Regions from separate parts of the Homo sapiens genome. Here region 1 is linked to region 2. A link is a contact called in ENCODE Hi-C or POLR2A ChIA-PET data. All regions are on one chromosome and are shown on one strand. The core of a region is the stretch at or near the end of the contact, and the rest is flanking DNA. Distances in the headings are between cores, read along the strand shown.

Region 1 (4,441 bases), core at 843-3,342, 35 kb after region 2:
GGCCTCAGTTTCTATACCTATAATTAAATAGACCTTTTTAGCTTTATAAGAAGAAAGTCACCATAAGTTTATTTCTCTTTTCCTGCAGACTAACGTTTATCTCACTCCTACCAAAGCAAGCCTTTCACTTCTCCATCATAGAAGTAATATAGTATACTAGTGGGAAAAAAAGCTTTATTTAGTTTCATATTCATTCATTACACATCAAATTCCTTAGTACGGTCTGAGGAAAACAGCAGTGTATCAGACAATATGCTAGAGGCCGCAGATGCATTGTTTCTTATAACAGATATAACCTGTCCTTATGCAGCTTTGAGTCTAGTTTTGAATAACAAACCAAGTCTAGTGCTTTAATCCTCCTACTACAGAACTGTAAAAGGAAAATAAATCTTGGGGCCCCAAAATCACTAAGCTAAAGGGAAAAGTCAAGCTGGGAACTGCTTAGGGCAAACCTGCCTCCCATTCTATTCAAAGTCACCCTCTGCTCACTGAGATAAATGCATATCTCATTGCCTCCTTTGGAAAGGCTAATCAGAACTCAAAAGAATGCAATCATTTGTCTCTTATCTACCTGTGACCTGGAAGCCACCTCCCCACTTTGAGTTGTCCCACCTTTCTGGACTGAACCAATGTACATCTTACACATATTGATCTATGTCTCATGTCTCCCTAAAATGCATAAAACCTAGCTGTGCCCGGACCACGTTGGGCACATTTCGTCAGGACCTCCTGAGGCTATGTCATGGGCACACATCCTCAACCTTGGAAAAACAAACATTCTAAATTAACTGAGACCTGTCACAGAACACACACACTTCCAATGTGAAGATCTGTACAACATGATTTAGAATATGTTAGCACCACTGAACAAAGTGTAATTTTTTTTCTTCTTTGAAAACGCTTTAGAAATTACCCTTTTCCAGCTAAAACAATGACCCTCAGGAATGCTGCTTGGCTTCTTTGCATACTTTTATCTGTATCTCTAAACTCTTGCCTAGTGTGTTGATTGAAGAAGAATGCAAATAGAAATTTATGGCTACATAACAAGGCCAGGGCATACCAGCCAAGATAGAGTATATGAGGGAATGCTGAAAGAAATTAGAACACAGCAAAGAGGCCATGTGCCCTAGCATATTGCTTTCTTTCTACTTCTCTGTCTCCATTTCTTCTTCATGATTCAAGATTCTGTGTCTTTATATTTTGGCATAATGCAATGGCATGATGTAGTTCTGTGGAGCCAGGAAGGACGAAGGACTAAATCTCAGCTCTGCCAACATTTTAGCTACTTCATGTTGGGCAGATAACTTATCCTCCCTGAGCCTCAGTTTTCTCACTGATAAAATAAGGATTAAATCAGATAATGTATGTAATGTATCTAGTGCAGGGTCAAGCACATAATAAGCACTCAATAAATGGCATTGACAGTGGTGGTAGTAATAATGATAATCAGGAATAAGAAAGTCAAGAAGAAGAAAAACTATAAGTTGACCACAAGATAGAACTAAAGTTATTTGAGGGAATTACTGAATAAAATTTTGGTGTTCTTAATTTGAAAAGATAGTTCACAATTTTATCAACAAACACTAAAATGACTTATAATTGCTTAAATGGCCCTCATAAGAAAAAACAAAAAGTTTGTCTTCTTGTCATGAAATAATTTTAGGTTCAAAAGATATTTTGCTATTAATCCATTTTTCCATTCTATATAAATAAATTCTTGTTCTGTATTCTTCAAAAATGTCAATTTCATACAAGTCTCCAAAAAGGCTATAGAAACTGTTTCCAATTAAAGCAGGTTGGCAGGACATGGTGGCTCACACCTATAATCCCAACACCTAGGGAGACAAAGGCAGCAGTCTGGCCAACATATTGAAACCTCGTCTCTATTAAAAAATACTAAAAATTAGCTGGGCATGGTGGCTCATGCCTGTAATCCCAGCTGCTCAGGAGGCTGAGGCACAAGAATCACCTGAATCCAGGAGGGAGAGGTTGCAGTGAGCTGAGATCACGCCACTGCACTCCAGCACGGGTGACAGAGCCAGACTCTGTCTCAAAAAAAATAATTAATTAAATAAACAAATAAAGCAGGTTAAAGAGACATGACACCTAAATGCAATACCTGACCCTGAACTGGTCCTTGCCCTCGGGGAAGAGAGGATGATGTAAAAGATCAACAAACAAGACTGAAATACAGACATTAAAATATTATACCAATATAAATTTATGAAGTTGCTAACTGTGTGGTCCAAAACAGAATAACCCTATTCTTAGGAAATACATACTGAAGTATTTAGAGGTAAAGGATTATGGTATATATAACTTACCCTCAAGTGGTTCAGATAAAAAAAGTACACACACACACACACACACACACACACACACACACACACGACTGGGGAAGGGAGAATAATAAAGCAAACTAGGTAAAACATTAACAAGAGCTCAATCTGGGTAAACAGTCTATCAGTGTTCCTTGTACTACTTTATTTTTGCAACTTTTTAAAGTTTAAAATATTTCCAAGTGAGTTCGATAAGGCTAAAGTTTAGGAACTACTAACATAAATCTAAGGTCTGGGGAAAAAAGTCTTATTTGTAGGTTTTAAGAACCCAAAGCAATACACTCTACCAAGCAGTATTTTTCATTAGCCCTTTATAAAGTTGATGCTTCAAAAATTCCCCTATTTTGGCTGGGGGCAGTGGCTCACGCCTGTAATCCCAGCAGTTTGGGAGGCTGAGGCGGGCAGACCACCTCAGGTTAGGAGTTCGAGACCAGCCTGACCAACATGAAGAAACCCCGTCTCTACTAAAAATACAAAATTAGCTGGGCGTGGTGGCACATGCCTGTAATCCCAGCTACCTGGGAGGCTGAGGCAGGAGAATCACTTGAACCCAGGAGGCGGAGATTGCGGGGAGGCAGAGGTTGCGGTGAGCCGAGATCGCACCATTGCACTCCAGCCTGGGCGACAAGAGCAAAACTCCATCTCAAAAAAAAAAAAAAAAAAATTCCCCTATTTAATCTGAGCCCACAGATGTGAAATTATTCTCGATCACTTTGCAATGGTCAAAACCACAGAGGAAATAGAGCTTTTTTTTCTGTTCTCTAAAAGATACCACTGTGTTCTCAGCTTGAGGATTTATATTATCTTCCCGCCACCAAATCAGAAAATAAAGAACAGTGTGATTGATTTGGTGGAGTCATGAAGTCACTGACTTCACTATGTGGGCAAAGAATATCTGCGCCATGAGTAAATTAAGCTTTCCAAAGTCGTGATGGAACAGTGATAAAATCTGTGATAGTCAGTTGGGTGTCTCCCATGCAGTAACCAAGTAGATGACTAACAAACAGAGTGTGTCCAACAATGGCATCCAGGGCCTCTTCCTCTCCAAATGCATTTATGTGTCAATAAATTAAAGTTTACAAAAAGAAAAAATATTTAGACCAAATATCCTCTTTCAAATGTGAAGGAATAAATTTAAAATATAGCTGATCAGTATTGAAGAATATATTTCCACCATAAATTGCCAATTAGATGGATCCTATGCAAGGAAACCACATTATATAGACTTCTCTGGACTCCAATCTTCCCCTAAAAATCATTTATCCCCTTAAACTACTCCTCCTAAACACAGTCTCTCATGGCTCAAGTTCTAATTCCAGGCCCAAGTAAGTGATTAAAGGGAGTCTTCTAATGATAGCTGTTAACATACTTCAGAAAATAAAGTCCTTCCTTCTTTCTCTGTCCCCCACCCCATTCCCCGAGAAAAGCAAAAGCTAAATCAGTACTTAACTCATAGGTGCCATTTCTCATATTGTTGTCCTATGAATTTCTAGACAGCAAATTGCACATGATGAGTAACAACAAGTAGTTATATAAAACCCTCTAATATAAAGAGGGAGTACCTAGTGTCATAGGTAGAAGAGGCAGAAATAAATGTTGTAAATGACAAAAGAATGTCATCAATTTTATATTTTGGAACAATTCTCCAGGTAAAATTTAGCTAACTGAAGACACAGGTATTTCCAATAACAACCAGCTCTTACTCTAGTTCTGCAGTTTAAATTATGCTAAAGAATAATATATAAATGTTCCTGACACCAGTAATTTACCTAGAAACCATGATTTGCAAGGTAAATAATCTGTGTGTTAACTGCACTTTATTCTTAAAAGTATTCTGAAGAATGATGAATCAAAAGGAAAACATTCTTAATAGAACAATCAGTTTCAAGGGCAGGCTTAGTCATACAACTGAACTACCGGAACACTAAAATTTAAATACATCTGGAAAAAAGCCACGGATGTCTGCTCACCAACAAATACAAGTTTTAATTAATTAGCCGATTTGCTTTAAACAAATGTAATTTTAGCCTGAAAAATACAAAATAAGGCCATATTAACTTTTTTCTGGAGAAAAGGTTACATTTTAAAAGTCCTCAGGGCCC
Region 2 (4,698 bases), core at 1,403-3,902:
AGCTATGAAAAAGAACAAACAAAAGGAATGTTGGTTAATCAGTCATTTCCGGGATGAAATGCCAATGAAGCGGCTGGAAGCTCTCATTTGCAACTAATTCTCCAATGAAAAATGTAGAATCCAATGCAAGATAAAGAGTTCTGTGGAAGTTTCCAACCAAAGATAATTAAGAAACAGAGTCAAACACCTCCAAGGTAACAGGAAGAATGTCCTAAGAGGAATAGCTAAACTCTTGATTTGGACTCTTTGTGTGCCACAGAATAAATAAATAGTCTTTATCTGAACTACAGGGACATGAGATGTCAAACCCTTCAGATAATATAATGACTACCCATTCAGCTTTAACCTAGAAGACGTCAGGCTTTATATACATTGCATTACAGTTATTTCGCAAATCTGACTGGTCAGTTTATGACTTATTTCCACATATATTTTCCATTGAAGGAAAGGCTAATGTACCACTAAGGAAACAGATTATAAAAATTTCCATTAATGCAAAAATGTACAGCTTACTTGAAGCCAAATTATGCTGGAAAACATATGTGAAATTAAACCAAGTGCTTATATTCATAAACATATAGTAGTCAAGTAGTTTTCTTTTGCACTAGGCTTTATGACAGAGCTACATAGATAATGACACAGACTGAATGCTTTCTTTTTAAAATATAACCACTGTAAAATATAAACAGAACTGATGGCATAATATTGGCAAGGTGTAGCGGTGTATATAAACAGGACACCTTCAGGAGAACTCAGAAACCAAGGTCAGTGATGATGGCGCACACTAACCCTCATAAAACCTCATTCTATCATTATGCAAATGATCTCTGCTCATTGATACAATGACCTTGCCAAGAATGTTTAACATCACAAATATTCTTTATGTTCAGATTTTTTATTAAAAGATAAAGTTAGGAATAGCTTAAAGAAAAAGCCATCAACTCCTGAGTAGTAACATGTAGAGGTTATGTGGATAATACATTTTTTGAGCAATTAAATAAATACCTATCTAATTATATTTTAAAGACAAGTAAAAACCCCAGATAAGTAACTTGTCTAAAGCTAAATATCAGTGTTAGGAATAAAGATCTCAACTTCCTAGTAGTCTGTGTCATTTTCAAATTCCTATGGCATGCTACCCTAACAATTTCTGATTTTAGACTGGGGCTGGGGAATAACATAAAGGAAAAGATGTACCCTAGCCCTCAAAACATATGCACAGAATTGACAGCAATTATGTGAATGTTTCTGCACATGAAAATCAACAGAGAACCAGAATCTGGCTTTTCAAACTCATGAATCAGCAAGTCGGTATTGACTGATAATTTTACAGTATCCTATTATTTGTTACAAAGCTATTGTCTTCTCATGACTATTTCTAATTGAACTTTTACCTACAGTCCAACTAAGCTTCCACAGGCTATTCCACAGGCAAAGTCAAGAATCATGAACCAGAAAAATTCAAAAGATATGCACTCTCTTACTGTAGTGCTTTTTAAAGTCTTCCACCAATAATGAAAATGTACAGGATTTTTAGATTAAAGTGTGGTCAAAGAATGTGCACAGCACAAAAATAAAATCATAACAATCAAACCTGAGGCTACTAACAAAACGCAACAGAAACTCTATGGCTTTTACATACACTAATATGAAAATAACTTTATAAAAGACAAATTAGATGTCAGTCTGATGTGAGCACCTGGAACACTTATTTACTTGAACTCAGACTCCACATTTCACTTACCTCATTTCCATCTGTGTCCTTAGAAACAGAGGACATACTAGTATAAAGGGAATGGCATCTCTTTTTTTTAAACTGAAAATGCTGTGTTGCATGAGGGCAAAATCTCTCAGTGTTTTGCTTTTCTTGAATACTGCTATAACTTTTTGGTGGGTCTTCAGGAAACCCACTTTTTTCGAGTGATCTTTCTATACCCGAGGGAATAGAGCTTAAGCTGGCTGCCTTTCGGAAAGAAAAAACATCAGTTTTTTCCTGGAATGTTATTTCGCTTGTGTTGACATCATCTAAATGTTTCTTCCTCTTTGCGCAATATGGAGTGCTGTCTTTTTCTGAAATCCTTTCATCCAGTTCACTAACTTTTACTTCTGTTTCACTGTCTTTAGCAGGAGAAGTGTTCACACAGTCAGACCAACTGCTTACAGCACTCGGCAGAAGTTTCTGTTTAACGCTGTCAGCTACAACTTCTGTCTTCTTTTGCTGAATACCATCTCCCAGTGCAGAGTTTAGGGTAACAGATTCCTGCTGTACCAGTCCCCTGGATAAAGGAGCTGGCTGTTCTTTTGAAGGCTGACTGCTGCTCTTCTTCTTGCCTTCATTTTCATTGTTTGCCCCAACTGACTCTTTGTCACCTCCAGTTTTTTTGATCGGTTTTCTTCTGAAATATTTTCTTCCAGGAGAGTATTTTTCAGGGTTCAAAGGAGTTTTGGCAGGATCTACATATTGTTCTTCTTTCTCAGCTCTTACACATCCACAGACATTCCCCATTTGATTTGTAGGAGATCACAGCTCCATAGATTCACTCATTTCAAAATCCAGAGCTTACTTAGATCCTCTCCATTAAGTCTGAAAATTCCACTCTGACATCTGTTCCACACAGACTTTATGACCATCCTCTTCAGTCTGAGGCCATTTTGCTTATGAGAAAGGCACACACAAGAAATGCCGTGGCATCCTGCCCAGCCGGTCCGTGTCTCATTAGACACTGTGGCTTATTTCTGGCCACCAATCCTCTTAGACAAACATTACTGCTCACTGTCAAATTACAACACTGATGAGCTCTCAAGGCAAACCCTTAGCTTCACTGTATGAGAAGATTATGACTGTTTTTAACCTTCGGTTTTCTGAAATGCAGATACACTAATGAAGTTTGCACTTAACCTTTGAAACTATTTGGTGGTTCAACGAATGAGAGCAAAAAGAAAGCAAACACCAGTCAGGAGAGATTTAGGAAAGTGCCCTTCAAATTTGGATTCAAAGTGCCTTTCAAATTGAATTTCAGAGACTCTCTACCCTCTACCATATATTTTTTTTTCTTAAGAAATACCAACTAATTTTGGTACTTGCACACAAACACATCAAAAGCTCAAAGATCTCTGTAAATTTTATTAAGACTCTTATTCAAAACAAGTCATAAAAAATAATAAGCTGATTCAATAGCTAGCAGGAGAGATAAGTGCTAAATGCTTATAATTCTCTAATAAAATTGTTTCTAAAAAAAATCAATCTTTTAAAATAGTTTATAATACTTTTCAAATAATATAAATTTCCAAGCCATGACCTTATCTAATTATTAGGACTTTAATGTGATACCAAATAGATAAATTATATAATTTAAAGCATGAAAGATTTAGCAAAAGGAAATATATGTGCATTCATATATATATATATACATATATATATATGTAGTTAAACTTTATATGTAACTTTTATAATCATACCCTAGTTAAATATTATACAGTTTTTATGAGGGCCTTGCTGGAAAAATAATGAATCAGTATGAGACTTGATTATCTAAGGTGTGCATATTTCTAACACTGAGTCATAGATATGGTAAAAAAAAAAAAAAATTAGAATAGCATGAAATGGATTTACACATAAGTACAAATCATTTCACTACTAAAAAAATTAATAATTGCCTTTCACTAGGTAGTCTTTAGACTGATCAAAAGATGGAACTCATTATATTTTACTAAGTAAGAATACTCAGTTAGTCAAGTTAGCAATGATACTGTAGATGTTTGTCAATAACAGATCCTGCATTGTAAAATTTTCCTTAATCATTTAAAAACATTCTCCGGTAGCAAAAACTGAACATCCCAGAAGAGAAGCTGGTAAAAATAAGGTCCCAGATTTTTTTTTGTTTTTAACTTGATTTTCAGTGTATTCAAAGGTAATGAGTGGTACATTATTCAAGAGACTATAAATGTATAATGGCTGATATTTGTACTAACATGATGGAGGGGCAACCAGTGATCTGCACTCCCCCAATCCTTCCCTCCATCTCTGCTGATGAAGTTTAGATATTTGTCCCCTCCAAATTCCATGTTGAAAATGTGACTCCCAATGTTGGAGATGGGCCTAGTGGGGGGTGTCTGGGTCACAGGGGCGGCTCCCTCATGAACGGCTTTCGGCCATCCCCACAGTAATGAGTTCTTACCCACTTAAGAGTTAGTTGTTTGAGGCCAGCAACGGCAGTTCATGCCTGTAATCCCAGCACTTTGGGAGGCCGAGGCAGGTGGATCACCTGAGGTCAGAAGTTCAAGACCAGCCTGGCCAACATGGTAAAACCCTGCCTCTAATAAAAATAGAAAAATTAGCCAGATGTGGTGATGCGTGCCCATAATCCCAGCTACTTGGGAGGCTGAGACAGGAGAGTCACTTGAACCCAGGAGGTGGAGGTTGCAGTGAGCCAAGATTGCACCGCTGCACTCCAGTCTGGGCGACAGAGCGAGACTCCCTCTCAAAAAAAAAAAAAAAAAAAAAGAGTTAGTTGTTTGAAACAGCCTGGTACCTCCTACCCCTCCTCCTCCTTCTCTCTCTCTCTTACCATGTGACAATCCTGCTTCCCCTTTGCCTTCCACCATGACTGAAAAATTTTCTGAGACCTTACCAGAAGCAGATGCCAGGACTATGTCTCTTATACAGCCTGCAGAACCATGATGATCCAAATAAACCTC

Evidence for each region. Hi-C counts contacts between places; a loop is a spot of excess contacts on that map. ChIA-PET counts read pairs that join two places held with the same protein, here RNA polymerase II (POLR2A). Pooled maps may share reads with other maps.
Region 1: a map of Caco-2 shows a loop between it and region 2 (3-fold over the local background). The contact joins two enhancer-like sites. A Hi-C loop is called at or near these places in 1 of 168 maps with a recorded cell type or tissue (Caco-2) and 1 of 50 pooled maps. POLR2A ChIA-PET finds 5 or more read pairs at or near these places in 9 of 52 experiments (Caco-2, GM12878, H1 and 6 more).

The regions. Positions count from the first base shown.
Region 1 is chr6:56,726,624-56,731,064 of GRCh38, forward strand. The region is part of intron 5 of DST (dystonin); the gene reads right to left. Among named protein-coding and RNA genes, the nearest start is that of DST-AS1, 120 kb to the right of the region's middle. Within about 2 kb of position 2,093, at least 5 of the 41 ENCODE cell types and tissues checked have a DNase peak (open chromatin) inside an H3K27ac peak, as active enhancers do; they include PC-9, where a contact is called at or near this core.
Region 2 is chr6:56,690,644-56,695,341 of GRCh38, forward strand. All of the region lies in intron 9 of DST (dystonin), which reads right to left. Among named protein-coding and RNA genes, the nearest start is that of DST-AS1, 150 kb to the right of the region's middle. Within about 2 kb of position 2,653, at least 23 of the 41 ENCODE cell types and tissues checked have a DNase peak (open chromatin) inside an H3K27ac peak, as active enhancers do; they include PC-9, where a contact is called at or near this core.